Linked DNA regions of Mus musculus: region 1 is linked to region 2. The links are chromatin loops, found by intact Hi-C in ENCODE. Cell type or tissue: left cerebral cortex. All regions are shown on one strand.

Region 1 (8,000 bases), 340 kb after region 2:
CTGTAAGAACATGTGACCTTTAGCCTTTGGCTGCTTGGTACCATCCCACATAGTCAAGCATCCATGGCACACTATATTCTGTGTGCCACTAAGTCAGAGATGGCTTTTCTGAAGTGCACACCTGTCCATTAGGAGTGGCAACCAGGCTCTCAACTCATTTCACATAGGATTCTGCAGAGTGGTGGACGGTAATGACTTTGGAGTGTTTTGTCTTTGACAATAAGCTGGAATCTTGACTATGCAATTGACTGCAACTACATAAATTGCTATTTGGAATGAATCTTAATATATACACTTGTGTATATGAATACAGCTAGCTGCACTTTCCCCATACGATCATGGTTGTTAACATCCTACCCATTTTAAGTGAGCAAATTTGAATAAAATGGCTGCGTAATACATTCCGTGTTAACATCGGCAATTTAAAAAGCCCAAGGATTAAAAGTTAATTCCATCCTTTTAATTCAAGGGACATATAAATGGCATTCTGGGTAGAGCCAACTCCTCTTTTATCCGTCCTTTCATGCTGCCTCCTCACTAATTCTTGGTTGTTCAAATGCTACCTACATAATAAAAGCCTTGAGTTAATTTACTAAGATTTTACACCAGTGCAAATGAAAGAAAGGAAAGTGCTAAACAAGGCAATTAGCACTCTGTTTAGTGCACTCCCAAAATAAATGTAGGCAATTTACAATTTGGCAAATGGTACTCTATCCAGATCCAACTCATTTATGCCTAAGGGGGTGGTACAGTTCATTAGGGGGAAAAAGTGTTTATATATATTATGCTATTGAGGCCCAACCCATTTTGTTCTTCAGCAACAGATGTGACTCCTCCCGAGGTTTATTAGTGTGTCTTGCAGAAAAATGCCAAACTATTATGCTTTACAAATAAATGGTCCAAAAAAGAATGCCTTTTACCATCGAGTCCTCAGTAGCTGGCTTTTTACAAGATGGGGGTGTGTACCAGTGGGCAGGAGATGATTTAAGACATTTATAGTGATGGGGTGGGGCCTTGCTCATAGCTGGAAGCATGCATTTCGGTCTGATTCCAGTTGCTGGGATCTGCTGGAAGTGTGCACTTGAAGTACTGCTGACTTTCTTAATTGACAGGGAGGTTGCTCCAAGCCTTTCATGTTTATTCTTGTAAGCCTCTTATTAGCGCAAAAATAATAGATGTTGTTAATGCGGAAGCACAACCGACATTAATATTTAAGATGCTGGAATGATAAAGGTTAAACATGTGTTTATATTGCATTTGAACAAAGAGCTTTACAAAATAGTTTGGAAACATCATGATGGTCCAAACTTGTTTCACCCCACTTTGAGGCTCTCCTTCTTTGGGATTTACTCTTTATTTTAGGAAGATGTAGTTCTCCAAGGCCACACTCAGAGACCATTCTCCTCCGGAATTTGTAATCCTATTGGAAGGGATTTTTTTTTTTTTTATGGCATCTACATAAGGCAGGTGCAATAAAACCACCAGCCTCTCTTTCATTGTTTATTTCTGAGTCTGCATAGTTCCATTCAGTGGGGAGGGGGAAAAAAAAAAGACAAGGCAAAGTAAAAGCATTCTTTTGTGCCCTCTAGCTGCTAGAAGCACAAATAGAAAATACAGTTCTCTCTTGACTAAATTCACCTAATCTAATATGGGGGGCGGGGGAGAGGGAAAACACATTTACTATGAACTAAATCTCCTTTTTCTTTACATAAGTAAAGATATCCAGGTAAATAAAAGTTTACCACCTTGGATTCACTGTGCCTTCATTTGCATGAGACAAAGCAAAGTAATAATTCATGAGGGGCTCTCAGAAAATTAAACTGGGATATCACTTTGGTGGAGCAGCTAATGAATATGACACACACAGTTTGAACTGGCCATTGCTTTGAGTATTGATCACTGTTTTTCATTTTTTAATGGACAAGGAGTAGGAATCTCAGTGACTTTTGTTTGTTTTAGGGACATTGCAAGTGCTTTTGGCATCTTGAGGAAGCTAGGAAAGGGTATGCAGGCTAATGAAGATGAACAGGCCCTGAGGGCTTCCTGGATATGGAGTCATTCTCTTTCAGGTCCCCACTAAAGAAAATGTTGATTTGGGGGAAGATACTCTTAATAGCAGTTGGAGTTACAGTCCTTTGTATCCAGGCTATAGCTCAAAAGAAGAAGAAGAACAATAATAACAACAAATGTGTGTGATGTGACTCTCTTACAATGCAGAGAATATTCTGTGTAGGTGAATAGAATTATTGGAAGATTTCACAGAGGAATACCCGGAAACCTGGAATGCCTACTTTGCTGCACAATTCATGTGTGAGGAGGGAAAGTCTCACAACTTGGAGCGAATCAGTCGTTCCAGATTGTGTGTATGTAAGAGAGAGAGAGTTTGAAATGTGCAGAATTTAAACACAACAATACTGCTATCCAGGTTTCTGAAGAAAATGGTTCCAGAAGTGCCGGGCATTCTCTGTGCATCCTGGAGAGAGTGAGTGCATAGGGGGAGGGGTGCCTGGGGGCGAGAAGGAAGTTGAGCTGTTTAATGATTCAAGGGGATCTACGAGAATACTCTTCCCCCACTTCCTTCCCTGAAGTGAAGGCACAGTTCAGAGGACTCAGTTGAGGAGCCTCACAGCCATTCCCAGCAATTCCCGGGACGTGGTGAGTTCATCCGAAAGGGCTCTGTCTCAACAGATGTTCTAAGTGGCGCCTCCTGAGCCGCTCCTGTGTGGTGGAGAAATACAGAAATCAAGCTAAATCAAATTAGGCAGCGGAGTAAGAAAATAAAGGTCAGGTCCACCAGCAACCGACGAAACAGCCTAAGCCAATATGGCCATCTTCAGTCAGGAACTAATTAAGGGCTGATTGTCCTTCTCGGCGAAACCTCAAAAATGCATGGTGGTGAATTATTAAAAACAACAACAAAAATAATGCAAAATCCCCGCTCTCTGCAGTATGCCAGATGAAAAGATAAGGAGACATAATATCCAACGGCACCGTGCCTCTCGGACACAGATAGTCCCTAAATCCCCAGCTCTCTTTGTTTTGATTACATTTTTTTTTTCATCCTTGAAGGGAGCAGGGAGGAAGCCCTGAGCCTGTCTTGTGTTCCAGCTCCCTTACCTTTGTCTGCCCGTCTCAGCTGGTATTTAATTGGTCAGCAATAGGAGGGAAGTCTCCTTTGAGGTAATGAATATTGACTGTTTATGTTGAAATGTCACTGTGAAAAGAAAGCCCAGCACCAAAGAAGGAGAACCCAGTGTGAGCCTCCGACACAAAGGAGGCATGGGAGAAACCAGGCACTGAAAAGCAAAGCCGCTGAAATTCAAAGAACGCACCAAGTAGAAATGGCCCACATGTGTGGGAATTTTAAGTTAGCTGTTGGCAGGTGAAAAAGTCATTATTGTTACCTGTTAGAATCCAGTGTAATTTCATGTTTCCTCCAAAACGGCCTTAGAGGCCACAATTCATGGGAATGCTTTCATTCAGAAACCATGCTCTTCTTTCAGGGAGTAATTTCCACTTGGTGAGAATGAGGTAACCCTCACCAGCCCTGGTAACAAAATTCTAACTGGTAGGAAGAGGGAGAACACGCTGCTGCTACTGTACAGAGACTGCCAGGTTCGCCTTGCTAGCTTGTGCATTTTCAAACAGATCCACTGGACTGTTGAAGTTTCTGTGGTGGCAATTAGAGATTTTCAGGTAAACAAGAAATGCAAAGGAACACATTGTCACAGGCCAGGTCTAGTGTGCTAATGAGCTTTGCTGTGTTGAACACATTATTAGTTAATAATTTGGGATATTGCCTTCAGTGTTTCTTGGTCATTTGAAAGTGTCTGTGAGCTGAGAGCTGATAATGATTCCTTAACCCTTTCTGTTCTGTCCCTTGAACCTTGATTTAGGTTTGATTTTGTGGGTGAGCTTTGTCTTATTCAGCCATAATGGATTTTATGTCACTTCCTGAATTGGACTTTCCGTTTTTAATATTTTTTTCCCAGATGGTAATCAGCTGGATGGGTAATATCAGGAGAAAAACCTTAAAGAAAAAAATAGTCTAGCAGGCAGAGACTAGCCTATGGGATTTTTGAAACATGGGGAGAAACTTTGCTAAGTTTCTGATGTTTAGGAGGAATCTGTCGCACTCCTTTGGATTTCACAATATTTTGTAAGTGAATGGTAATCACAACATTACACATCTTGCATATTTATTATGAAAAGGAAACAGGACTGAACCAAATGTCTAACAACGGAAGGACTGCCACACTCATGGATTGTATAAAGAGGTTGGGAAATGAAAATAAACATCAAACTTAGGTTCCTGGTTCCCATCAATGGGGAGTTGTATTTACCGTTCACATGTTTCAGTTGACACGTTTGAACTGTATCATAACGAGAACTCCACCAGGATGAGTTTCTGAGACAAGAGCTCATTACCCTTTCTCTTTGGAGCCAAAATGCAGAAGAGTTTATTGTTTTTATCACCCAATCATTCAATTAGGTTGTTTTCTTTCTTTCTTTTCTTTCTTTCTTCTTCTTTATTTTTTTTTAAACCTTGATAAATAAAAGATGACATGTGCACTCACACCCTGGGTCAGGTTGGACAGCTAACCTGCGACACTCACCTACACTGAACTAACAAGGAGCACGCCCCACAGAGAGTGATGTTTCTTCATTAGCAAGCTCCATTTCACCTTTAAAAACCCTGGGCTTCCCGTTTGCCTTAAGTGAGATTGAGACGTCTTAGGTCTCTCAGTGACATTTAGGAATCCTCCAAGACAAAAAAAGGGGGGGGGGAGAAGTCATCACTTCTCCAGTTCACCTGCAAAGAAGATGTCATTAAAAGAGGGAACAAAATGAGACCCTGTCAACTTGTTAGGGCCCAAAAGGTAATTCTGCCATCAGCTCTGAAGAGGGAGGGTGATACACAATCCTATCATTACTGACACAGGAGAACCTGCCAGTGTCAAAGGTGCTGTCGTCAGAAAAGTTCAGGTGTTGCTAAATTCATTAATGTGTCATTTTGAAAGGAGATGATGTCATTCTGTTGTCTGTGGGGATAAAAACTGGAACCCACTTGCTCCTGTCAACACACTATCTTCTTAATTTCGTTTGTGCTGCCCCCTGTTTGCCATCTGTAAGAGGTTAAGGGCCACGGGCGATGACGTCTTAAAAGGCTACTAATATTTGACATATCATTTCAATCTGTCTTTTCATTGCCAACCACCCCTACCATCAAAAATATTCTATGTCGTTAAATCCGCACTACTTCTGGTAGTTTGCTTGCATGGATTTTGCTAATGAGAGTAGTAGAGGAGACATGGTTTTCATTATTAAAGATAAACACACTCACTTTCCCTTATGAGATTATGTGGTCCTATATAACAATAACAACTTTCAATAGGAATTCAACATTGAAATGTCCTGAGATTGAAGAGATTCTCCAAGTCTTCAGTGGCAAAGCCTTCCTTCACTAAATTTATTTTTTAAATTTAATTTTATAATTGATTTATCAAATAAATTTAATTGATAAATACTTCTACCATGAGCAGCATGCAAATGAATGTTATGCATTTGGTGTGATAAATGGTATGACTTAACATCTCACTGCTCAATCTATATGAAAAAGTATTAGATATTACGAAGAGACAAAATATTAAATTCATTTTGTGAACACCACAAAACACTTTTACCAATAATGAAGAATTTATTTTCCCCTAGATATTATAAGTGATGGTTTCCAAAGACAAGTCACACTCTAATAATATGAAATTTTAAACCTTAAGTATTTTAACAATGTAATAAATGTCTAATTGTCATGTTGATCATCTTATACCTTGATCCAATTGAATATTTGCTTATTAAATTCTTTTTCAAAGAAGGAGGTGGTGGGATTTTCAACCTTCTCCTAGAAAATTGCAAGAGGCAGAGGTTAAAGAAATGACAACTAACTTTTCTAAATAAAACTATCGACTACTTGTTATTAAAATTGCTTGCATATTCAACCAATTAATGTTCTAATGATTGAGATTCAGTTTTGTATATAAAAACATTGAACTTAGGAAGTATGCCATGTTATAGTTATCACATCTTTGTTAACTAAGAAACATAGTCTGTGTCACAGAAAGGGAAAAAAAATCTTTAAATAAGACTGTGTACAGTACTAGAAAACAAAGCCTTTTGTCAATCTTCTTCGTGTACCCTCAGATTATACACCTCACCTTCTCACCTAATTCTATCTCCTTCTTAGTACCCAGTTTACTATGCAGGTAAATCGAGTTTCTTGAGTTACAGAAAACAAATATTTTGTAGACAGATATTTTACTGAAGATAAATCTTGCCTTTTCCATTTCCCCATTTTAATTCAAAACTAATTTTCTGCCTCAAACAGTCAATTCTGCCTTAAAAAGGAATTGTTTCTTGGTACTAAGAAAACAAAAGCAAGCAAGCAAACAAACAAACAAAACCAGAACAAAACAGCAAATACCCAGCATTTTAAATTTAGGCAATGCACATATGTGTTAAGCCAGTTTGAGATTTAAAACAACCACTAGTGATGTGCCTAAGCACATGTGTGTGTGCATGGCTACATTAATGAGTTCCACACCCACATGCTTTGATGTTTTTATTGTGGTCTTAGATCAAGATGTTATTTCCAGCCCCAATTTTGAGACTCCATTCTGAGATTCAGAGTGCTCGTACATCCACTGATGGGCAGGCTCCCTGCACAGGAGGTGCAGAACATATCAAAACTAGAGCTGGAGGGAGTCACAGCAAGCAGCTGTTGTGGGAACCAGGGCCGGCAGGGCTTGCCTTCATTGATATATGGAGCACTTAACCTAGTGAGAAGCTCAGAGGTGGCGGGAAGGCTCCCCCTGGACGAGTTTTTCAAGTTGATCTGGTGGTTGTATTGTCTACTCTCAGGGTAGTAGGCAGGGGGCACACACTCTGGACTTTCACTTGCAGGGAGAAAGAAAATCAATCTTCGTGCCCCAAAGATGGGAGTGCTGATGCAGAAAGTCATGGAGGCATTGGAGCCTTGTAAGGGAGCCTCTCAGGAAATGGCTTTAGGCTTCTAGCAAGATCCTGGACTGCATCACAGCCCTCACGAGATGCAGCGGAGTTCACATATAAATAGAAAGGGTGTTTATGGGCCTTGCCCTTGAGATGCTCGGTTTTCTTTGATCAAGAGAAAGGAAAAACCATCGGCAACAATGAATGCATCTGTGATTTAGAAAAATAAATATAATTGAAACGCTTTATTCTTCACCAGAGTGGAGCCTGTACCTTAGGAAGGGAAAAAACAAAAAAACAAAACAAAACAACAACAACAAAAAAACAAACAAAAAAGCAAAACAAAACAAAACCAAAACCAAAAAAAAAAAAAAAAAAAAAAAAAAAAAACCAACCCATCGTGCACAGGTTATTCTCAATAATTTTCTCTAAGGGGTATTGTAACTTTTTAAGCAAATATCCAACTCTGCAGATATGTATTTTGTTTCGGTTTAAAATCTCCTGTTTGATATTAAGGATTGTTCCTAGAGGTGCCTTTTCAAAACGAAGACTACATAGAACGCACCCTGTTATTAAAATCATTTGAAAATATTCTAGATTACGTGCCCTCATGCAGTCAGTGGCTGAACTGCTGCTGCTACTTAGGAAGACATTGCATGAATTGAAAGGAGTCATTTTAATACAGCAATCATTCTAAGATCAAGACTAAAAGGGTGGCAGAGCTTGCCGTGGTATTATTCATGTAAAGCAATGCTGGCCTTGTTGCTGAATTTCCTTGCTCTTTGAAAGCTCCACCATTGTTCTGTGAGCACCCATTTGTGACCACAGAAGATCTAGATAGGGCACCTGGCTGCCCCAGAGCTCCCTGGTTTGGATAGAGCCACCTTGTGTTCCTTTGCCACGCTTTATATAAAGTCACCCCCACAGTTGTTTGAAGATCCCACTGGCTGCACCTCTTCACTGCATCACTTTCGGTCAGTCAATGAAAAGAGGTG
Region 2 (8,000 bases):
GAGTGCTGGGATAGGGTTTGAGAGAGAAACGAGCTTAAGGAACCGGGCAATCTTGCCAGAGACTTCTGCCCCTACCACTTTTCACACCTGCGCTGCCCAGTTTCCAGTTCAACCCTGAGCCAGAGAGGCTGCCTAAGCCTCTGGCCTCTGGGTCTGCCTGTTTTGTCCCTTCCAAATGCTTCTAGCAGGCACAGATGCTCTCACGGTCGCGTCCCTCTGGTGCATCTTGGAGAAACACTGGCAAACAGTGCTTTTCTGAGGAGCAGAAGGGCTGCTTAAGCGCCAGCAACAGGTCCATGCTGAGATTCCTCTGTCCTTCACCGGCCCCTCCTTCCACCCTCGCTACTGGGGTCCGCGGGGTAAAGGGGGGGATCTACTTCCCCCTTCCTCCTGGGTCACCCACAACAACCCAGGAAGGCAAACATCAGGTTTGCACTGTTTCTTTGGATAAACGCCTGGCTAAATGCTTCTAATAATGAATGGCCTTTCGCTGGACACTCGCTTGAACCGAAGAGAGGACCTCACTGGAGAACACCAAAAAGAAAATAACTAGAAAGTGGAAAGGAACACGGCCGGCGGCGGCCTCTAGGATCCAGACAAAGACATCTGAGTCTGTCCCTTTGCAGTCGCCCATCTCTCCTTCCTGCCTAGAGATCTGATTTGGTCCTACTGCGGCTCCCTAAGAGCCTTTAGATCCGACGTCCCTTCACTGGGGACCTTGAGCTGAGATCCCAGGGCTGGAAGGCTCCGATTCTAGCCGGAGCTGGAACCTGGTGGCCTCAACACTTGCGGGATGCTGCTACTGGGCCACAGTCCCTGCCTTGCCCACAGGAACCTAAACATCCCCGCGTCCTAGGTTAAGGTGGTTAGGGCGAGGGGGTAGGCTCCTGGACCAGCCAGGTCGAAGCGATGAAACAGCAACTTCTTCTTCTTCTTTTTTTCCCCCTGGCAGGGAGGAGGGAAATTCGTCGGAGGAGGTCGGTGGAGACTCCTCCTTCGCTCCGCCCGGAGGCAGCCAGAGCTCCGCTAGCGGTGCGTCTCCGCCCGCCCGAGCGTTTCCATAAATCAGGCCGCTGGCAGGCTGCTAATTAGCTCCGGCCGAAAAGAATGAGAGTTCTGTAGCACACGGTGGGTTGGGAGTGGGGGCCCAGTAGGTGGGAGATCAGAATTCCCCAGGATTAACGGGGGGACTCCTTGGGGGCATCTCCGCGCTCCCTGCCCGAGCCACCTCCGATCACCTCCTGCCAGCAAAGGCCCGCAAGTTCGGGCCTCCAGATCCCGCGCCTCCCGCACTGCGCGCACCTCTGCAGTCGACCTGGCCCGCCCACCCACGCCGAGGCCCCCTCTCCCACTCGCTGAGCATGCCTGGCGTTAATTAACTCCCCCTTCACCCGGTGCAGTATCGGAAGACTTTCAAAACTCGTCCCAAAGTGTTTCCTTCTCAAGCCTGAAGGCAGCGTTTGGAACGACCCGCAGAAAAGGGGGGCGGGGTGTGGATCTGGGGGAAGGGTTGGTTGCACCGGGATTTGAGATAACAAGACTTCCCCAGCGATTGTGTGGGTAGAGGGATGGGCTGTTGTAACCTCATCCCCTCTCCCCTAGTGAAAAGGCAAGACGGTCAGGGAAGATTAAAAATAACATTAAAGTTGGATTATTGATTTCCATGTAAATTGCCAGCCGAGAGAGCTACTTCTGTTTATTTTCTCTTTTCCTCCCCCACGCTTCTCTAAGCCCTCTGGGCTCTGCGCCCTCGGAGCCATTCCCACCCTCCTTAGGGACGAGACTCCTAGATGACATCACCAAGGAGAACGGCGGCCTCCCCGCCCCTGGCCTCAAGACCCCTGAGCAGAGATTGACAGGTGTCTCTAGCAAAGACAATGCCTTCCAGGTGTCAGTATTCCCGTTCCACCCCTCCCACTCCGCCCTCTTTGCTCCTTTCCCTTAACAACTCTCCTACCCACCCACTCTTCCTCCACGAGGCTTGTTCCTACCCCACCCCCACCCCCAACTCCTTGCTCTTTGCATCTGGGCACTAAGCTTCAGGTCCTGAGACTTAGGCAGGGAGCCGACGCCGAGGGGCCCGGATGGCGCTGGTGTTGTTTGTGCCCGAGGGGGAGGCCAATCCGAGATGCCAAAGGCTCGAGTGAGGGTCCAGGAGGTGGCAGGGCCCAAAGCGGGTAAAGGGTAACCGAGTGAGCATTTTCAAGGAGCCAGCTCAGTCTCTAGATTTCTGTCTTGACGTTATTCTCTACCCTCCACCCGCGATCTCTCCTCTTCTCTTCTCTCTCTCTCTCTCTCTCTCTCTCTCTCTCTCTCTCTCTCTCTCTCTCACACACACACACACACACACACACACACACACACACACACACTATAACAGACGCGAAGATAATCCCACCATCTGGCAAATCCCAAATTTGGCGGCCAGGCTAGGAAAGCAACAGCGACATCTCATCCGGAGAGTGGGTGTCTGGTCCTGCCCCACTCCCCGGAACTGGGGAAAGGGCGCTCGGCTTTGCACTCACTAGTCCCCATCTCTTCAACGTCCTTGCCCTGGCCTGGTAATCTTGGGTGCTTTCTCCTCATCTGAGCAACTACTTTGGGATTCAGAAGAGAGGTGATGCAGTTAGGGTTCTTCCGCCGAGCAATGAACTGAAACCCAAATTCAGCTTTATTATGTATAACCGAATGTAATTCATAGCTAGGTGGCCTGTCGTCGGCGATTTAAATCGCCTGGTGATAAGGATCGCACTTATTAGATTTCTTCAAAGACACTGGGGGTTTCTATCTCTCTCTCTCTCTCTCTCTTTTTAAAGGAGGGCATTTGTGCTAAATTGCCCAGTGCTGGTGTGATAACTGTCAAAAGTTTGACATCAAAGGGGCTAATATTATTCAGTTACCAGAGAAGCTGTCTGTCTAAATAAGAATATCTTAATTACAGCATCACAAAGGTAGAAAAGGGGTCGAAACTGAAAGGGGAGAGGTATCCAGCCTCCTCCTTTGATGCGCTATCTATATTACACGGATGCGTGTTCTTAATCAGGCCTAGTCCGATTTCCTTCCCTCTCCCCTTCGGTTCTCTGAACTTTATAACTATATGTAAACACGGCGTCACTGAGGACATAATCTTCTTGGGTTCTTATTAGAAGAAATTTCCATCCTCTCCCGTTCTAGATTAGGCAGTGGAGTCCGCTCCATCAATGAAGGGACGAAGGTTTCGTGGACAATAATGTGGCAATTGTTGATGGTTTGTGACCCATAAAATGTGGAGGTGACTGTTCTGGCTTTGGTATGTAATTATGCAAAACACTTTCCATAAAGACTTGCCATTCGATCTAATGGCAGTTCCTCTGGTCTATTTCAAAAAAGGGAGGGCCCATGTACGGAGAGAGGAAAGTAACATTTGTTTTAACACAGGTTTTATGGGTGTGTGTGGTATGGAGGGAGATAAATACAAACACGTCCTATCTCTGCCCAAAGTATTTTTTTCAGTCAAATTAAAATAATTACGAGGGGGTTTAATAAGTTAATCATAGCAACACGGCATCCAAACACGTAGAGGGGGTGTCAGCCCACCTTCTCTGGACCCGGGACTGCTTCATATTGGTGATTCATCCCCAGGGTCTGCTTGGGCGCAGTTTTGTCTCTGTCTCAACTTATTCAACAGGGCAACCTGTTGGGCTCTAAAACTCCTGTCAGAGGCTGAAACCAAGACAAGGGCCTCCAATGTCTTCACCCTAGTGCCTTGTAGGTGGAATATTTATTTGGCAGAGAGCATTTAAATATAGCAGTTCTATTTTAGGAATTATGCCCATCTACTCCCCCTCAGTACCCTTTATCCCCACTGTAGCAGGGCAAGATTGAATGAATGTCCAGGGCAGGAGTCACTGATTTGGAAAGAAAATTTAAACTCAGTACACTCAGGGATGCACGGGCCCCAAACTGGGCATGTTTGAACCATGGAATGTTCCCCCGCCCCCCTGCACTTTCTGAGATTTTGTTTTGTTTTAAATAAAAATAAAAGGAATCTAAAAGGCCAGGAGGAAAATAAAGTGGAATCAAATGGAGGGTCATCATTGGTCTACAGCCAGCACTGACTGCTGGTTAAAAAACAGGAGAGTGTGTGTGTGTGTGTGTGTGTGTGTGTGTGTGTGTGTGAGAGAGAGAGAGAGAGAGAGAGAGAGAGAGAGACTAAGCCCCCATCTTGTTGGAGAAGTGTCCCATGTCCCAGGGCTAGATGTCAGAGAGTGAGTCCTGGCTGACTGAGGCGCTGTGACATTGTACGGGCACTTGCAGACACTGGAGATAGATATTTTTTTCCAAGGGGGAAACTGATGATTAAAAAAAAGAAGAAGAAAATCATCTAAATATCAAAGTGACACAGGGGAGACCTGGAAAAATATTTAAGCTAATGAAAAGCAAATAAAGAAGCTGGCACTTAGGCTGAGAAATTAAATATTATGTTTAAGATGGTGCTTTTGTACGGGCTTGGAGATTTCCGATTCATGTTCACATAATAAACACTCAGGTTTGTCATCTGGAGGTGCAAATCTGAAAGATATTCCAACAAATGAAGTGCTGGCAGCCGGAGGAATAAAGAGATCGGTGCCTGTCAGGGGTCAGGCAGCTTGAGATTGCTTCTAGAGATCTTTTGAAAATTTCACAGGATTGAAGGCTTAGGGGCTTCACTGCGCTCGCATTTCAAACTCAGATCAGTGGGATCACAGTAAAAAATAGAGGTCTGGAAAATTTTGATGCAAAGATGGTCATGGTTGTAGGGCTTCTCTCCGTTTTCTCTGTCTGTCTGTCTGTCTGTCCCACTCCCCCCTGCTCTCTGTGTTTATCTATCTGTCTGCCTGTCTGTCTCTGTCTCTCTCCAGATATTCTGACATGACTGTGATCCTGTGGATGACAAAGTCGTAAAAACAGAGAGAGAGAGAAAGAAAGAAAGAAAGAAAGAAAGAAAGAAAGGAAACTACATCCTAGTCCTAAAACTTCCGTTTAGTCAACAAGAATTTGAGTTCTTATTTCCAATAAAAGACTGAAACAACAAACAAACAAAAACAAAACAACCAAAGCAAACAACAAAAATAAAACCACCCTGAAGAGTTCACTTCTAGCAAGCATCGTATGTTCAAAAGAGCTTTAGATTTCATAATTAATGACTGACTACTACACGCTTAGAGTTTTGCTTCTCATTTCCCCTCCATGGGATAATACTTCATTTAGTTCACACTCTAAGATCAACATCCACTTTGATATTAGACAAATTGTCAATATTGTCAACTCTATACAAATCAGCATCTACAGGCATTATTGCATGAATATACACTTAAACACAGGCACCCCTCCCCATCCTTAAAAGATTGGCCCGGCTGTCTCTTTAAAAGTAAAAGCTCACTCAAATTTTGCTCCCCAAGATATCAGCACTTCCTGGATCAAATAAATCAATTATCCCAATGATTGGCCCATCAGGGGGAAACAATAAGAGAATCCGGATACTATGACTTATATGTGACTAGAACAACCTAAGAAACTCTAAAAGGAGAAGCAAGGGGCTGGGTATGCAGCCAGGGGAGCATTCAGACACCACCCTGGGAACAACAACCACAACAAATCTGCAAAGAAGCAAAAGTGAGAACCAGAAAAAACAATTACTATATATGATTGGGCAAACTTTAGGAAGAAAAAGGGAACTGATTTAACATTGCTTTGGCTGTTTTAACTCTGACTGTTGGAAACAGGTTTTTGTTTTTTGTTTGTTTTGTTTTAAGAAATATTGTGAATTAGAATTTAGTCTTCTTGAGCCCCAAACCATGACCATGAGAAAGGAGATTTCAGTGTGTGTCCCTGCAGTGCACACATTACGTGTTGAGAAGTATGGAAGAGGAGACATGTGGAGGGGGAGGGGGGAGGTCTGTTTTTTTAACACAATAATGTACGAAGGTGGACAGAAAAAGAAACGTGCAGATATTGCCCTGATAGGTTTCCTAAATTCAAATCTTTGAACATTTGAACCTTGTCCTGGTCAAGGGAGACACTCTAGGGTTGGAGTGCAGAGGCTAAACTTAGAGGCTGCCTGACAGGTCCCATGTGCAAAGCAGAAGAAAATTTGCCACCCCCCCCCCCCCCGTTGCAATCCAATCCAGAGACCACCAAAGGCCCTCAAGTTGCATATTCGAGCCAGGAAACTTGGCATTCTGGAAGTTTAGAAGACTGGTCGGATATCTGGGAGCGGCTGCTACTCTCAGGTGGTCAAACCCACGCTAGAGGGATAAAAAGAAGCTCTAAGCACACTGTAAAACATTTGAGCAGAGATGCAGATGGGGGGCTGTATAGGGTGTTCGGAGCGGGGCCACCTACCTATAAGGCTCCCAGGCTCTTGGTCTCCCGCTGCGAAGAAGGGAGGTACTCAATTGGGCTTTGAAAGAAAGATTTTGCGCCCTGAATTTGCAGGGGTTTCTCCTGGAGTTCTGGATGGGCGCTTGCGTTAGAAAATGGGCAGGAAGCAGAAAATATAAGGGAATGAGCAGAGTTGGAAAGCGGATCCTGCCTTGCCCTGGGCAGCGTAGGTAGAGGAGGAACCGAGTCCCTAGTGGGCATCCGGGTAGAGTAGGGCAGCCACTGGCTGGCCAAGAGTCCCAGAGCTCTTCCGAAACAGGCCGGAGAGATTCCACACAGAATGAGGTCTGGGCGTTAAGTCCTGCAGTGTTTAGAGCTGGCCTGACTCTCTTTAAAAACAACAACAACAACAACAGCAACAACAACGACAACAACAACAACAAAACACTTCAGTGTATCGATCTGGTAGGCAATCCACTTTGTTCATAAAACAAGCGTGTTCTCATGCTGGGTGGAAATGAGATCCACAGGACCCGGGCTTTGCCAAGGACTGGCGCGGGATGTCCCTTTGGCTACTTAACCAAGCTCTCCAGGGGCAAGAACCCTGGAGGGCAGCAAACCCAGATCACAGGCAACCAGAGACTTCTTTTTTTAACCACCGCCAGCTTAGATAACCTTTCTCCACTGTTCCGCTCTCTCTTTTAAAATAAAATAAAAAGTAGAACACACACACACACACACACACAACCCCAAGAACTTAGAAAAGGATCGTATTCAGGAGGTAAGAGGCTTCTCTGATCTTGGGGTGAAACGCTGCACCTACGTTTTAAAGCAAACAAAGCCGAAAGCAGCCCAAACGCTTCTGGTGTTGCGCGGACCTGGGTTCCCTTGTTGCCTTTGGGGCAGAACGAAGGCGGGGCACATTAGGAATTCAAACTCTCAGGCTTGGCCTTGGCTTTGCTCTGCCCTGTGGCTCCAGAATCAAGGGACCCTGAGCACAGACTGCTCACCCTCTCAATAAGCTGGCTGCCAGAGAAGGGCGCAGCCCACAGCAGGACGGAGCTGGCTCCAGTGTAGAACTCAGTAAGAGGCACCTGAGGCTAGGCAGCCGCTGCGTGGCCTCACCATAAAGGGTGCCCTCCCTAAAGGCAAATGCGGAAAGCCTCGGCGGGCAGTCGCCGCGAGTTGGGTGAGAAGAGACTATCTCCAAATCATTTGAAGCTCCATCACACCTCTCACAGGAAAGCTTCTGCCACCTCAGGCCCCGTATTGTCCCGCTGAGTTAGGGACAACATGCTAGGACCCCTGAATGATGTCTGGGTATTTCAGGATTTTTTTTTTAAGTAAGAAGGACCCCAAAACTCCTGGCAATGTTTTTCTTTTTTATTTCTTTTTTTTCTCTTCCTTCCTTCCTTCCTTCCTTCCTTCCTTCCTTCCTGTCTGCGCCTTCCCTTTCTTTCTTTCTTTCTTTCTTTCTTTCTTTCTTTCTTTCTTTCTTCCTCTCTTCTTTCTCTCTTTCTGGTGGGCGGGCGGTATGACTCGCAGTAAATAAAATCCCTTTTCAAGCTATCTTCACTTCAACCTCAAAGGAAGGAATAATAATTTTATCTTTTACTTAAAAGCATGCGGTGGCTGACTGGAGCCCGTCTCTTCCTCCT

Evidence for each region. Hi-C counts contacts between places; a loop is a spot of excess contacts. Peaks named below come from ENCODE experiments on the same cell type or tissue, not always from the same donor. Only the 100,000 strongest peaks of a DNase experiment are listed, where the experiment ranks them.
Region 1: a loop joins it to region 2, with 5 times the contacts of the local background. A loop is called at or near these places in 6 of 42 quality-filtered maps.

What each region holds. Positions count from the first base shown.
Region 1 is chr7:69,987,739-69,995,738 of GRCm38, reverse strand. No RefSeq gene overlaps it. Among named protein-coding and RNA genes, the nearest start is that of Gm24120, 34 kb to the right of the region's middle. In left cerebral cortex, no CTCF peak of the experiment used is centred here; DNase peaks (open chromatin) are centred at 2,635, 3,260 and 6,797.
Region 2 is chr7:70,324,917-70,332,916 of GRCm38, reverse strand. All of the region lies in intron 1 of Gm29683 (predicted gene, 29683), which reads left to right. Among named protein-coding and RNA genes, the nearest start is that of Gm29683, 8.9 kb to the left of the region's middle. In left cerebral cortex, no CTCF peak of the experiment used is centred here; a DNase peak (open chromatin) is centred at 4,567; H3K4me3 peaks cover 976 bases.